Linked DNA regions of Homo sapiens: all the other regions are linked to region 2. A link is a contact called in ENCODE Hi-C or POLR2A ChIA-PET data. All regions are on one chromosome and are shown on one strand. The core of a region is the stretch at or near the end of the contact, and the rest is flanking DNA. Distances in the headings are between cores, read along the strand shown. Region 1 holds the start of CIT (citron rho-interacting serine/threonine kinase). Region 2 holds the start of RBM19 (RNA binding motif protein 19). Region 3 holds the start of DIABLO (diablo IAP-binding mitochondrial protein). Region 4 holds the start of PWP1 (PWP1 homolog, endonuclein). Region 5 holds the start of FICD (FIC domain protein adenylyltransferase).

What was found. Hi-C counts contacts between places; a loop is a spot of excess contacts on that map. ChIA-PET counts read pairs that join two places held with the same protein, here RNA polymerase II (POLR2A). Pooled maps may share reads with other maps.
Region 1: a loop to region 2 is called in a pooled map, with 14 times the contacts of the local background. The contact joins the promoter of CIT here to the promoter of RBM19 in region 2. A Hi-C loop is called at or near these places in 5 of 50 pooled maps.
Region 3: a pooled map shows a loop between it and region 2 (4-fold over the local background). The contact joins the promoter of DIABLO here to the promoter of RBM19 in region 2. A Hi-C loop is called at or near these places in 2 of 50 pooled maps. POLR2A ChIA-PET finds 5 or more read pairs at or near these places in 2 of 52 experiments (T-cell and WTC11).
Region 4: a pooled map shows a loop between it and region 2 (12-fold over the local background). The contact joins the promoter of PWP1 here to the promoter of RBM19 in region 2. A Hi-C loop is called at or near these places in 5 of 50 pooled maps.
Region 5: a loop to region 2 is called in a pooled map, with 13 times the contacts of the local background. The contact joins the promoter of FICD here to the promoter of RBM19 in region 2. A Hi-C loop is called at or near these places in 6 of 50 pooled maps.

The regions. Positions count from the first base shown.
Region 1 is chr12:119,875,844-119,878,625 of GRCh38, reverse strand. CIT (citron rho-interacting serine/threonine kinase) reads left to right here and starts at 1,306. Exons shown (of 48, transcript NM_001206999.2): 1 at 1,306-1,377; 2 at 2,445-2,553. The coding sequence starts at 2,458. RefSeq lists a silencer at 1,547-1,626 and an enhancer at 1,857-1,916.
Region 2 is chr12:113,965,075-113,967,833 of GRCh38, reverse strand. It overlaps RBM19 (RNA binding motif protein 19), which reads left to right and starts at 1,509. Exons shown (of 24, transcript NM_016196.4): 1 at 1,509-1,642. The coding sequence starts at 1,607. RefSeq lists enhancers at 1,203-1,272, 1,231-2,158, 2,159-2,759.
Region 3 is chr12:122,224,636-122,227,495 of GRCh38, reverse strand. It overlaps DIABLO (diablo IAP-binding mitochondrial protein), which reads left to right and starts at 1,444. Exons shown (of 6, transcript NM_001371333.1): 1 at 1,444-1,531; 2 at 2,852-2,860. The coding sequence starts at 1,482. It overlaps LOC128125816, which reads left to right and starts at 932. Exons shown (of 1, transcript NM_001414998.1): 1 at 932-1,066. The coding sequence starts at 932. The coding sequence ends at 1,066. LOC101593348 (a long non-coding RNA gene) reads right to left here and starts at 1,054. Exons shown (of 1, transcript NR_103497.1): 1 at 1-1,054. RefSeq lists enhancers at 1-298, 299-1,130, 1,080-1,374, 1,428-1,667, 1,678-1,727 and 1 more and a silencer at 998-1,137.
Region 4 is chr12:107,684,349-107,687,048 of GRCh38, reverse strand. It overlaps PWP1 (PWP1 homolog, endonuclein), which reads right to left and starts at 1,250. Exons shown (of 15, transcript NM_007062.3): 1 at 1,078-1,250. The coding sequence starts at 1,149. RefSeq lists enhancers at 912-961, 1,182-1,441.
Region 5 is chr12:108,513,978-108,516,717 of GRCh38, reverse strand. FICD (FIC domain protein adenylyltransferase) reads right to left here and starts at 1,441. Exons shown (of 3, transcript NM_007076.3): 1 at 1,357-1,441. RefSeq lists enhancers at 1-7, 1,910-1,969.

The DNA of each region.
Region 1 (2,782 bases), core at 57-2,556, 5.9 Mb before region 2:
TGTGAAAACACTGCAATATACAATTTTGTCTTTTCTACTGCTGATGGACATTTATATCACTTCCAGTTTTTTGCGAACACTATTTTGTATTCTTATACACATCTCTTGGTGTACATAAGTAGGAGTTTCTCGCCGGCGTGGTGGCTCAGGGCCTGTAATCTCAGCACTTTGGGAGGCCGAGGTGGGCAGATCACTCGAGGTCAGGAGTTCAAGACCAGCCTGGACAACACGGTGAAACCCCATCTCTACTAAAAATACAAACAATTGGGCATGGTGGCATGCACCTGTAATCCCAGTTACTTGGGAGGATGAGACAAGAGAATAGCTTGAACCTGGGAGGTGGAGGTTGCAGTGAGGCGAGATCGTGCCATTGCACTCCAGCCTGGGAGACAGAGCAAGACTCCATCTCAAAATAAATAAATAAATAGGAGTTTTTCTTAGGTAGAGAAACTACACCTAGCAATAGTCATAGAATGCACAAATCTTCAATGTTAGCAAATAATGCCAAACTTTTTTTTCAAATTTCAAAGAGATTGTATCCATTTACACGCCTACGGGTACTGTATAAGTGTGTGTACTTCCACATCTTCGCAAACACTGTCACATCCTTTTGTTGTTGTTGTTCTCGAATTTGAGTGTTATTCTTTCTCACTGTGACTTTATTTTTCATATTTTCTGATTATGAACGAGGTTGACAACTTTCACACATTTGTTGGTCATCTGGATTTCCTTTTTGGTGAAGTGCCTGTTTAAGTATCTCGTCTATAATTTATTTTAAAGTGTCCTTTCAGACAGTCTCAATGACTGTCACCAACTCCTTGCAGGGCAGTCAGCCCGGAGATAGAGTAATCAAGGTAGGTTGAAGTCAAGCTCAAAACATTCGCTGCCTCAGCTGTAGCAGAGGACCACTGGGCTTCCCCAGGTAACAAGTACTTCTACCTTAGCCACATGAGAGAGAAAGAAGACCAGGCAGAGCAGCCTGGCTGCCTTCCTCCTTGCAGGTGGCCGAGAGCAGGGGACAGCGCCCTGGCGACCTCCTCAGGGATCCTAGATTAACAGTCGCGTCCTCAAACGCAGCATCCTGCGTAACCGCCAATTTCAAACTTCCAAGACCTGCCCTGCTGATTTTGCCCTTCCCTTTTTCCCGTTGGTCGCGAGTCAAAGGAAGATGCAATTTGATTGGCTCTCCCCTTCACTTTCCTCCATGCCTTTAGGGACATGGGCGGGGCCTGGCTGAGACGCCCATGTCTATCATAGGAGCGGAGACGCTGATTGGTCCAAACACGGCTGAGACCCGCCCGCGCCGTTCCTCGGGTTCAAACGCGGCGGCGGGAGGCGCGGGGCGGAACAGATCGCAGACCTGGGGGTTCGCAGAGCGTGAGTCTGATCCCCCAGACCCAATTCTACCGCACCCGGCTCTGCAAGGCCAGGGGAGGGCCGCCTCCACCCATACAAGTCCCGGGTTTCCCTCCCGCCCCGGGGAGGGCGGCGATTCCACCCCCAGGGCTGCGGGAGGCCTGGAGGGTCTTCCGGGGCTAGCTGTGCGCGCGCCCACCTTCCTTGGGAGCCGAGGGGTCAGCCGAGTGGTGCTGGGGCAGGAGGCTTGCTCCTCCCCTAAACCAGGCGGAGTGCTTTGTCTCTTCAGCTCTGCCTCCTGTCAGCACTAACTGCATTATTCTGCCCAGTGTAGTCGGCCGGTTCCTTATTATCTGCGTGAACTTAGCCATTTACTTAACCTCTCTGTTTCAGCGTATTCATACCCCGTGCCCACCCCATCACCTCATGATGCCCCCGCCTCTTTCGCTCTGCTCCAGTCCGTCTGGCCTCGCTGTTGCTGGAGAGGCCAGGTCCTGCCTCAGTGCTTTTGGCTTGGCTGTTTCGTTTGCCACGGATGTCTTTCTTTCCCCAGATATCAACATGGCTTGCTGGTCATTCGCTTCAGGTCTTCAAGTCTTGGGTCAAATGGTGGCTTCTCAGTGAAGTCTTATTTGACCACACTAAAAATTGCACCATCTCACCCCCATTGTCCTTTTCTTGCTCGATTTTGTTTTTACCCCATAGCACTTAACACCTTACAACAAGCTATATATTTTGCTTATTTCAGTCATTCATTTAATAACTATTCGCACCTATTTGTGTGCCAGGCTATGTGTGCCCCCACTGCATGGGGGCAAACATCTCTGCCCTTGTGGAGCTTCCATTCTAAGGGGGGAGATAATAAACACATTTATAAGTAAGAGAGTATGTCAGATAAGTGTATCATCTCCTGTCACAGTGAGTTAAAATCTGGTGTTTAATCTCCATGATTAGACTGAGCTTCCTAAAACTGGAGTGGTAGCTGATTTTCACCTCCTTGTCCCTGATATCTTGAGGGAGATCAGGATCTCTCAGGCCCTTCCTGCTCAAAACATAGGACACACTTGACTTTTCTGATATCCTTTCAGCGCCAGTGGGGAGATGTTGAAGTTCAAATATGGAGCGCGGAATCCTTTGGATGCTGGTGCTGCTGAACCCATTGCCAGCCGGGCCTCCAGGCTGAATCTGTTCTTCCAGGTAACAGCCTACCCTGCCAACTTTGCTCACCTGTGTGTGTCCTTGGAATCTCCTTGTCACTCACCTTTGCTTTTATTTATTTGTTTATTTATTTAGAGTCTCAGTCTCTCAGGCTGGAGTACAGTGGTGCAATCTCAGCTCACTGCAACCTCCGCCTCCTGGGTTCAAGCGATTCTCCTGCCTCAGCCTCCAGAGTAGCTGGGACTACAGCCGCCTGCCACCACACCCG
Region 2 (2,759 bases), core at 260-2,759:
GGCAACATGTTGAAACCTCGCCTCTACCAAAAAATTACCAAAAAAAAAAAATTAGCCAGGCATGGTGGCATGTGCCTGTAGTCCCAGCTGCTCAGGAGGCTGAGGTGGGAGGATGGCTTGAGCCTGGGAGGCGGAGGTTGCAGTGAGCTGAGATTGTGCCACTGCACTCCAGTCGGGGTGACAGAGCCCGACCCTGTCTCAAATAAATAAACAGATAAATAAAGTGCTGATTCATGCTGCAACATGGAAGAACTTTGAAAACATTATGCTAAGTGAAAGAAGTCAATTACAAAAGACTACATATTGTATTATTCCATTTACATGAAATGTCCATAACAGACAAATCCATAGAGACGGAAAGTAGATTAGTGGTTATCAGAGGGAAGGGAGAGGGAGGAATTGGAAGGTTATAGCTAAAGGGTGTGGTGTTTCTTTGGGGGTAATGAAAATGTCCTAGCATTGATTGTGGTGATGGCTGCACACCTCTGTAAATATAGTCAGCACCATTGAATTGTGCACTTTAAGTGGGTGAATTGCATGGTTTGTGATAAAGCTGTTAACAATAAGAAGGGGGGACGGAATGTCTTTTAGGTGAAGGAAATTGCAGAAGCTTGGCAGCAACGTCCAGTGCAGCTGAGGCACTGTGGGGAAACAGAAAGGAAATACCGTCATTTAAGAGTGAAAATAGGGGTTTTCATAGGATGTCTCCATCCAAGAGTAGGTACCGAGAATGCTCAGAGAAGCAATAGGAAAATAACATCCCTTTCACGTTCTCACCTCCTTAACCCCTAGCATAATAAAGAATTATTCCCATTTTATAGAAGTAGACACAAAGGCTCAGAGGCCATTTTGGCCAAGATCTCTCAGCTAGAAGATTGGCCAGCTGAGAGTTCCAAACATTAGGAAGGGAGGCAAAATGCTTGTGGGGCTGGGGTTGAAGGCGTAGAGACTCATTGTAGGGCCCTAGGCAGTCCCTAGCTCGAATCTGACTTTCCAATTCATAGTTATAAGACTTTGAGCAAGCTGCTTTACACGCACGATTCCCAGTTTATCTGCCTGCAAAATGAGAGCGTTTATTTCCAACATGTTCATTCCAAGTATTTACACAAAAGGCTCAATACTTGATTTGTGTTGGCTGGCAATCTCTCTAAACTTCACTTTCCCCATTTCTACGAGGAAGGCAAGGGTCCCTAATCTTGCCCCCGTTCTCAGGGGAGTCCTAAGGCTCAATAATAAAAATAAAATAAGAAAAAGGAGAGAACGCGATTGCCCGGTTGGCGCGACCCTTAACACCGAGCTAAACCGGCGCATGTTAGGGACCGGCGCCCCCTGCCGCCTTCTCCGCTGCATTGGCGTCTCACAGAATCCGCCCAAGGCCCTGCGCCTGCGCAAAATGCAAGCGCCCAGGCCCACCCCTTGTGGGGTGTGACCTCCCTGAGTAGTTTTGGATTAGCCACGCCTACTTCCGGACAGGTCAGGCCAAGGTCTCAGCCACGTGACTGTGTTCCGGCTCGGTAAAGATGGCGGCGCCCAGGGCGGTAGCGTGAAACTTGGTGGAAGACGCTGACCAGTCGTGTTGGAATCAAAACAGCGGGGACCCTGCGCCATGTCGCGACTGATCGTGAAGAATCTCCCGAATGGGGTGAGTGCAGAGGCAGGACTTGGGAATCTGAAATGAGACCAGCCGGGAGCTGTGAGGTAGGGAAGAGATGCCTGGAGGTGATCGAAGAATTTTTGCTCTGGGGCAGGACTCCGGGCCAATTCTGAACTCAAAGGGGGCGGGATCCTGGGCTTATCCCCATTTGATCCCGAGGAAAGAGGAATAGTGACTGCTTACGGTTTCACGGCCGGTTGTTTGGTACCTGACTCCTAACACACCTCTTCTCGGGGAGATGACAACTCCCACCTTGTGGCGAATACCCTGCTCCCACAACCTCTTTCATTCGATCACTGTTTTTTAGTTGTTGACCCGGGACATGGTCCGACACTGTATTTATATTCCTCTCCCAGTCTGGAAACTGTTGGGGAAGACATGGGGAATATTAATCTGCGGACCTGCGTTCCAATTCCCACTCCCATCCTTAGGGCAAGTAGGAATACGGAGTGGGTAAAGGGCTTTACAGCATTTATCCAGTAAGTGGGGAGTGGTGACCCAGCCATACTTTTTTGTTTCCCTGGAGCCCAGCGCAGAACCCGACACGTGGTAGGCAAAATAGGTGAATGTACGTAATATTAGATGATTAGATGCGGTGGGCTCGAATGGATCATCCTTTTTTCTCTCTCTCGCTGTTTTTTGTTCTGTTTTGTTTTTTTGTTTTTAAATGGATTACTGCTCCTTCCATCAGGTTAGACAGTGTCTCTTGATGCCTCGCTTTGTGGGATGAGGATTTTTAGCGTAGCTGCACTTCCTTTCCCTCCCAAATTCAGCTTTGTTGTGTTTCAAGTGTAGTTGATTCTCTTATCATTGTTTGTCTTATCTCTTTTTTTTCTCTCTCTTTCATGGCTTTTTTTGGTTTTGTTTTTTGTTTTTTTCTTTTTTTGTTTTTTTTTTTTAAACGGAGTCTGGCTCTGTCTCCCAGGCTGGACTGCGGTGGAGCAATCTCGGCAGTCTCGGCTCACTGCAACTTTTGCCTCCCGGGTTCTAGCGATGCTCCTGCCTCAGCCTCCCAAGTAGCTGGGACTACAGACACGCGCCACCAAGCCCGACTAATTTTTTTATTTTTAGTAGAGACATGGGGTTTCGCCATGTTGGACAAGTT
Region 3 (2,860 bases), core at 195-2,694, 8.3 Mb before region 2:
ACCACACCTAGTTGTTGAGTGCCGCTGCTTGAAAATCTCAGTTCTGCCGAGATCGCAGAATACACACAAGCTACCTTTGGGCACCAGAGCAGACAGAACCGCGGAGCTTCAGGGTGGAAGATTCGTGGAAACTTTGCCAAGTAAGTGAGGTGGGGAGAGAAGGAAGCCAGTGCCTGACACTGTGGGGAGTGGCTGGGCAAAGCAGCATTGGAGGTGTTGTAGGGTTCCTACTGTCTGATGAGCTGGTGTGGGGTTCTTACTGTCTGATGTCGTCTCTGGTGGAAGTTAGCAGGGCTGGGGCAGATGCACAGAGCACGGTGGCGGGGGTGAGCCCAGGATCGGATTGATGCCCACCCACCACCTGGCACCCTGCAGTCCCAGCTGGCCAGAAGGCAAGCATGCTGGACCACAAAGCAAAGATCCTCCAGCTCTGCTGCTGGCAAGCCTTGGGGCCAGGGGACTCACAGAAGAGCAGGTTTGGGCCTGTGCCTTCCTCCTGCCCAAATGGGTCTCTCTCCCCTTCCCCTTCCAGCCAGGGCCGCAGCTGGGGCTGCAGCTTGAGTGACGGGAAAAGAAAGGTTTACTCCACCAGCGCATTAGCGGCACTCACAGCATTAAAAATGCAGGAGGTGGTGGGAGGAGCGGGCCAGGGAGGAAAACTCATGCAGCTGCGGGGCGCGGGGAAGAGCCGGGCTTCTGCCTCCTCAGCCCGGATCAGAGCCGAAGAACGAGGGCAGTTTGGGTTGAGAAGGATTCTCCAGTGTAACCGAGAAGCGAGCGTCCAGGAGGCTGTTGGGGAGGTCGGCACTGTGGGCTTCCTGGCCTTCGTTTGCTGTTTCGAGGGCCAGGACCTCGTGTGTTCCCGTCCGCCCCTCTGGGACGGCGCCAGCCCGGCAGGCCGCCGACCGTCCTGGGGCTCCCGCGCAGCGCGATGCCGGCCTCGTCCACCGTCCACGTGCTGCAGCTGCTGCGGGAGCTGCTCGCCTTCGTGCTCCTCAGCTACACGGTGCTCATCGGGGCGCTGCTGCTGGCCGGCTGGACCACTTACTTCCTGGTGCTGAAGTGACAGCGCCGTCGCCGCGCCCGGCCCCGCCTCCCGCCCGGCCCCGCCTCCCGCCCGGCCCCGCCTCCCTAACTCACCAGGAAATTCCCTTCAAGCCCTGGCCCGAACTGAGTCCCCGCCCACCCGCCAGCGTCACGGCGCCCGACTCAGCTCCGCGCCGGACCCACCTCCGCGCCCTCAGGCCCTGCATATGCCCCGCCCCGCGCGGAAGTTCCGGCGGTTGGTTGCCTTGCGCGGCCGTTACAGCCTTTGCCCTAAGCCTCGCCCCCTTTCCCCCTGCCTGCCCAATCCCGACTGCTTCCTTGGGTGGGGGCGTGGCTATGGGGCGAGGCGCTCTCAGGTGGAGGCCGTGCCCCGCTCCGCGCTCACGAAGCTGCGTCACTTCCGGCGTGTGCGTCTGGCGTCCGCGCGCTGCACAATGGCGGCTCTGAAGAGTTGGCTGTCGCGCAGCGTAACTTCATTCTTCAGGTACCGCTGCGGCCGCGTAGAGGGGACAGGACCAGAGGGAGGGACCGACGCGGACAGCGCTGTGGCCCGGCCCACGGCGCCCGCCTTCCTTACGCGCTCATCTCTCGTCCGCCCAGCTGGGTCGCGGCGTCTCGCTCCGGTCGGGAGGACTGAGGACAGCCCCGCCTCCGCCCCCTGGGTCAAGCCCGGCTTCCTTTTCAGTTCGTCCATCTTCTAGAAACGAGTCCCCGAGACCCCGGGCTGCCTTCTTGGGGCTGCTCCGCCTCCTGACCAGCCCTCGTCAGCCACTCGAAGTCCCTGAGGAGACGTGGAGAGGAGGAGGGACACGGCATGGGGGGAGTCCGGGAAGGGAGACGAGCGTCTGAAGACGTCCTCCCGAGGGCAGAAGGGGCCGGGGGAGCTGGCGCAGGGCTCTCTACCTAGCGCTGCAGGCTCCTGGGCGATTGTAGCGGGACCGTCACACACAACTGGCACCCAGGCCAGGGGTCCAGAGCTAAATTCTGCCTGCAGGAGCGGTTATTGTGGCATCCGTTTCTAAAAAGTTTAAAGGCAACATTTTATTTTATTTTAATTTTTTTGAGACAAGATCTGCCTCTGTCGCCCAGGCTGGAGTGCAGTGGCGAGATCTCAGCTCACTGCAACCTGTGCCTCCCGGCTTCAAGCGATTCTCAGCCTCAGCCTCCCGAGTAGCTGGGATTGCAGGCGCCCGCCACCACGCCCGGCTAATTTTTTTTTTTCTTTTTGTTTTGTTTGAGACTCAGTCTCGCTCTGTTGCCCAGGCTGAAGTGCAGTGGGGCGCTCTCGGCTCACTGCAACCTCTGCCTCCCAGGTTCAAGCGATTCTCCTGCCTCAGCCTCCCGAGTAGCTGGGATTACAGGAGCGTGCCACCACTCCGGGCTAATTTTTGTGTTTTAAGTAGAGATGGGGTTTCACCATGTTGGTCAGGCAGATTTCGAATTCCTGACCTCAAGTGATCCACCCGCCTCGGCCTTTATTTACTTATTTTTTTTTAATAGACACGGGGTCATGTTGCCAGCCATGTTGCCCAGGCTGGTCGTGAACTCCTGGGCTCAAGTGATCCTCCCGCCTTGCCCTTGGCCTTCCAAGTGCTAGGATTACAGGCGTGAGCCACCAACACCCTGCCTGAGGCAACATTTTAAACTTGGTGTATGTTGAAAATTTCAAAACCCCTCAGCTGTCCTGCATCCTCATTTAGGTTCCTGCTTGGCTCGAGTTTGAGTTTACAGCCCCTGCAAGTAAATCCAAGAGCCTGTTACAGATTGGCGGTCGTGCCTTATGAAATCTGACTTCTACTTCCAGGTACAGACA
Region 4 (2,700 bases), core at 1-2,500, 6.3 Mb after region 2:
ATACTATATGTGCACATGTCGACTCCATAAAGGCAGGGTCTTTTTCTATTTTTTTTTTTTTTTTTTTTTTTTTTTTTTTGAGACGGAGTCTCACTCTGTTGCCCGCCCAGGCTGGAGTGCAGCTGTGCGATCTCGGCTCACTGCAAGCTCCGCCTCCCGGGTTCACGCCATTCTCCTGCCTCAGCCTCCCGAGTAGCTGGGACTACAGGCATCCACCACCACACCCGGCTAATTTTTTGTATTTTTAGTAGAGACGGGGTTTCACCGTGTTAGCCAGGATGCTCTCGATCTCCTGACCTCGTGATCCGCCCGCCTTGGCCTCCCAAAGTGCTGGGATTACAGGCGTGAGCCACCGCGCCCGGCGGGACTTTTTCTATTTTGTTCATGCCTATCCCAGGACCCTGAACAATGCCTGGCCTACAGAAAGCACTTAGTATCCAATGAGGAAATTACTTAAGTAATCGTCACCTCTGCTACAGTCTCAGTCTCCAACTCTTGTAGGTTTTTCATGTGTTAGACATTTACCTCTCATCCTCCCTGCTACCATCAACATCTCACTTGGATTACTGCAAGAAATTCCCTATTCATCTCCCAGCCTCACGACATCTTAGCCTCCACACCAGTTTTTCTACACCACATTCATCCTCACTCCTTCAGACACGGAGCACAAGAGTGGAAAGTGGAGTTTTCATGCTCTCTTCCCAGTTATGCTTGAAAATGCACTTGGGTGCTAGTGAAGCTAGTGGTGTTGTCAAAAAGCCTTTTGGGGTATTACCCACCAAAAACAGCAGCCCACCCCTTTCCGGCCCGCTAAGTCCATGTGCGTGCGAATTTGGGAGTGGGGTTGGGCTTGAGGGTGGGAACAGTGAGAAGGCGCGGCCCTTGACTCTCCAGGCTCAGGCGAACCAGACCTTCTGAACTGCAGCTCTAGTCGCGACAATCCGGGCAAAGCCGCCCTCACCCCAGCCAGTCGCACCAGCCAACGCCCCGAGTTCCGGGTCCACGTTCCCCCAGCTGGGCGGACCCCCAGTGCCGTAAAGACGCTGCTCCCCTTGTCTCCCAGCGACCAGGCCTCACCTTGTCTGGTGTCTCTTTGGCCACGCCGCAGCGGACCCAGGCCACGCACGTCACCTGGCGGCTGCGGTTCATGGTCCTCAAGTCAAGGGCGTGTCACGCTAGAAACCAGGCTGCATAGGGAGGGACCACGACCGCACTGCTGCCACACGCTCAGGGATCTGCACAGGGCCGCTGCCAGGGCAGAGCGCATGCGCAGGCTCCTGTTTGGGCAGCGTCGGCGCTCATTTCAGACGTCATTCTGAGGCGCCGAATGAGAAATAGGAGGGGACAAAATGGAAGCGGAAGCAGCCGGGCGAGGAATCCACGTGGGCTGGTCTGGGCTGTGTGAAGTATAGAGAAAAGGCTTTTCAGGACTGCATGTGACGATGCCTGCGGGCTTTGTAAAGGCCAAGAAAATATTTGGGACTGTAGGGGTCAGTCAGAAGCAAAGTTTCACCAATCTTTATTTTGCTTGCAGTTCCGTAGACTTCAAGCTGACAAATGGCAGAGGTTTGTGGTTTGCGTTTTTTAAAAAGCTTTCTCCAAAATGAATTTGTCGTTTCACGGAGATCCCACCATTACATCTCATTACATCCCTAAATGTTACTTTCTCACCTTAAAACATTTAGCACCAAAAAAAAAAGTGAGAAAAAAACATTTAGCACCAATTATATACTAACTATGCAGTAGTGATTTAGTCTTGGCAAACACAAAGGGCTTACTTATGTTGAAGGCGCTGTTTTGAGTGCCGTATCACGTGATTACTTACCCCTTTGTGGGAGGTCTTATTTCCGTTTTACACCTGGGAAAACAGCGATCCTTCCAAAGGTCACACTGCTAGTAAGCGGTGCAGCTGGGATATGAACCCGGGCAGTGTGACTCCCTTGTATCTATGTCATGCTTCTCAGCTAAGATCAGTCATCTGTTAGAACTCGTGAGTGGCTGGACGTTTGTAGAATGGAAAATCTCAAACTAGCATCCCAGAAAAATCTGGGTTTTGATCTCTTGGCTGTGTGGCCCTGTCCTGGTCATTTACCCTCAATGCATCTACCTCTGAGAGAGGCAAGCAAAAGAAACAGGAAGGTGGCTGCTATGGGGAAACAGTGGCAAGGATAAACTGGCAGTACACATGGTCTTTCCCAGTGGCATTGTCAAACGGGGGGTGTCCACCTGTGGGCTCTATTCGGGGACCTTTTTGCAACACATTTATCTTTCTATACAGTATTTTACTTGGTTCTCACAACACTTTGTTTTAAAGATGAAGCTAGAGTCCCCAGTAGTCAAATACTTTCCTACTCAGATCACACACAGAGGAGCTGATACAACTATGAGTTCTGTCACCAACTCTACTCAGCCTAATGCGCTTGGCAATCTCCCTGCCTGAGGAGAGATCCTCCCAGAAGTAAATTGCTCATTGTTTGTGTAGGCAGATTATTTGTCCATTAAGACTTCTCCCCCTGCTCTGTTTCTGTAAGATGATTCTTCTGTGGTTTCTTTGCTTTTAACCCATTTTAGAAAGACCATATGGCAGATAATATTTTTCAAGGATGGCTGCAACAATAGAGTCCTTCACACATGTTTGTCTGCAACGTGATCTTGATATTCCTCCATCAAAGCACCCCCCCCCGCCCCCACCAACTTGAA
Region 5 (2,740 bases), core at 192-2,691, 5.5 Mb after region 2:
GAAAACACTGCTGTGGTCCAACAATTAATGAGCACTTGCCATAATCCAGGCCGTGTGCTAAGCACCAAATGCCTCACATGGGTCACCTCCTGCAATCTTCAACGACTTGAGCTGATGTTTTCACCCTTCTCCAGGTGAGGGAACTGAGGTTCAGAGAGGTGAAGTCCCTTGCCGAAAGTCTCGCCGGGAGCAAGTGACAGCCTTAGGACTTGAACTCAGGAACCCCACGGCTCTAAAGTGTCCCCCCTTCCCATATATCCCTGTGGCTTCTGACCACAAACACTGGATTTGTGGACATATGTCAAACATTTGGGACATAAATGACTGACAGACACCCAGGCAGATCAGCCACAGCAGTTCTGACGCCCAATCTTTGATAAGCACAATTGTTGGGTGGCCTCATTTATTGCCCTCACCCTGATATTCAGCCACAGCTCCCACAGTGCCCTTCCCCTCTCTGGCCTTCCATTTCTGGCCTGTCCAGAAGGGACCCCATCAAGAAGATGAGCAGTTCGAGCATCTCGAAAGGAACTCAGGCTGTGGGCCACAGTGCTTGGCCTCAGTGACAACATGGCTTGTATGTGCTTGGGGCTGGCAGTGGGAGTGGAGGTGGGGCCAGGCATGCAAACACTATGCTAACAATAAGCACTTATTAAGCAACTATGGTGTCCTAGGTGCTGAGCAGTGTACTGGCCACGCATTGCCTCGTTTCACCCTCATGCCACCCTATGAAGGAAGAGCTACCGCTAGCTCCATTTTACAGACAAGGGAAACCAAGACACAGAGAGCATAAGTTAAATTCCAGAAGGCCCACAGGAGGTAAACAGAGGCATCCGGAAGGAAACCCCAGGGCCTCTGAACCCGGTCCCCAGGTCTCGATTTCTACCTTATTACTAAGCAGGGCCTGTGCACCTGCTCTGGGCTGGTCCTGACCCGGGAATGACTGATGGATCACGGGGTTCTGAGTCTCATGGGGATCCTGGCCCATTGCCACAGAACATGTGAAATGGCTTGGGGTGCGCTTTAATAGGGGTGCGCCTGGAGTGCTGCGCGGGTCCAGGGGTCTGGGCGGGCTTCCCGAGGGGACAGGCTCCTGGGCGGGGCGGTACAGGAAAGGGGGCAGTTCGCCGGTGCCAGGGGTGTGTGCAGGGAAGGAGTGCGTTCTGGGAGGCGCGAATCTCTCCCCCACACTTCCCTAGAAAGGGAGAACTGAGGCCCGGAGAGGGGAGGGGACCGGTCTGAGTCCCCTCCAAGACTGCAGAGCCTCCCTTCCCGAACCCCGCCCAGGGCTCGCGGCCCCGTCGCACCCTTCCCGGCTTCATCCTCTCGAGCCCCTAGGGCTTTTCCCCTTCTCACCGCGCGCAGCTGTCAGAACCCCAACCGCCTTCCCCGCGCTCCCAGCTCCGGGCCGCCGGCTCCCGGGTCCTCCTTCTCCGCCGGCCTCTGGCCCCGCCCCCGGCGACTTGCCATTGAACCGCCCGCAGCCCTCGTCGCGGCGGATTGGCTTTCCCCACTTGTCCTTCCCTCGCATTTCCGGGTTCCCGCGTCCGCGTCGGCTTCCCCGGGAAAGACGCGCCGTGGGCCACTCCCATTGGTTGTTGCTTGCGTTTGTCTCGTTCACGTAGCAGCCAATAAGCAGCGGGAGGGGCGGGGCCTAGGCCACAGGCAGGAGGAGCAGGTGCTGGAAACCCGATGGGCGTGCGGATTTGGGGCACACTAGGTGGCGGGCCCGGAAACTGGAAGTTCCACGGCGGTCTTTTCCTCGGGTCTCTTCGTCCCGGAGCCGCTGTCGTGTGCCTCATTTTTCCCGGTTGTGAAATGAAGATGCTGATGCTTTTCACCCCTTCACCCGGTTAGCCTGCTTGACTGCGCAGCCCCTGTTCTTAGCCTCCACCCCATGCTGCTGAGTTTGCCGCCTTCTTCTTCTTTACTCTTTTCCTCTCTGTGTCTTTTCCTCCCTGACTTAAACAACTTTTTTTTTTCTTATAAAATACAGGGTCTCGTTGTGTCGCCCAGGCTGGAGTGCGGTGGAGCAATTGCAGCTCACTGCAGCCTCCACCTCCTGGGCTCAAGCAATCCTCCCATCTCAGCCTCCCGAGTAGCTGGGACTACAGGTGCATGCCACCATGCCCGGCGAATTTTCTTTTCTTTTCTTTTCTTTCTTTCTTTCTTTTTTTTTCTCTCTCTCTGTCTTGCTTTCTTTCTTTTTTTTTGAGACGGAATCGCACTCTGTTGCCCAGGCTGGAGGGAAGTGGCACGATCTTGGCCCACTGCAACCTCCGCCTCCCAGGTTGAAGCGATTCTCCTGCCTCAGCCTCCCGAGTAGCTGGGATTACAGGCGCGCATCACCACGCCCGCCTAATTTGTGTATTTTTAGTAGAGATGGGGTTTCACCACGTTGGCCAGGCTGGTCTCGAACTCCTGACCTCAGAAGATTCGCCTGCCTCGGCCTCCCAAAGTGCTGGGATTACAGGCGTGAGCCATCGCGCCCGACCTATTTCTGATTTTTTATTTTCTTTAGAGACCGGGTCTCACTATGTCGCCCGGGCTGGTCTCGAACTCTTGACCTTAAGCTCTCCCTCCATCTCGGCTTCCCAAAGCGCTAAGATTACAGGCGCAAGCCACCCCCTCGGTTCTCCCTGACTTTTTAATTTGTATCCTCTCCAGAAGGACCTGGCTAGTTCTTTTGGCTTCCCAGAGAGAAATTTTTTCCTTGAAGCAGAGAATGGAAACCTCCATC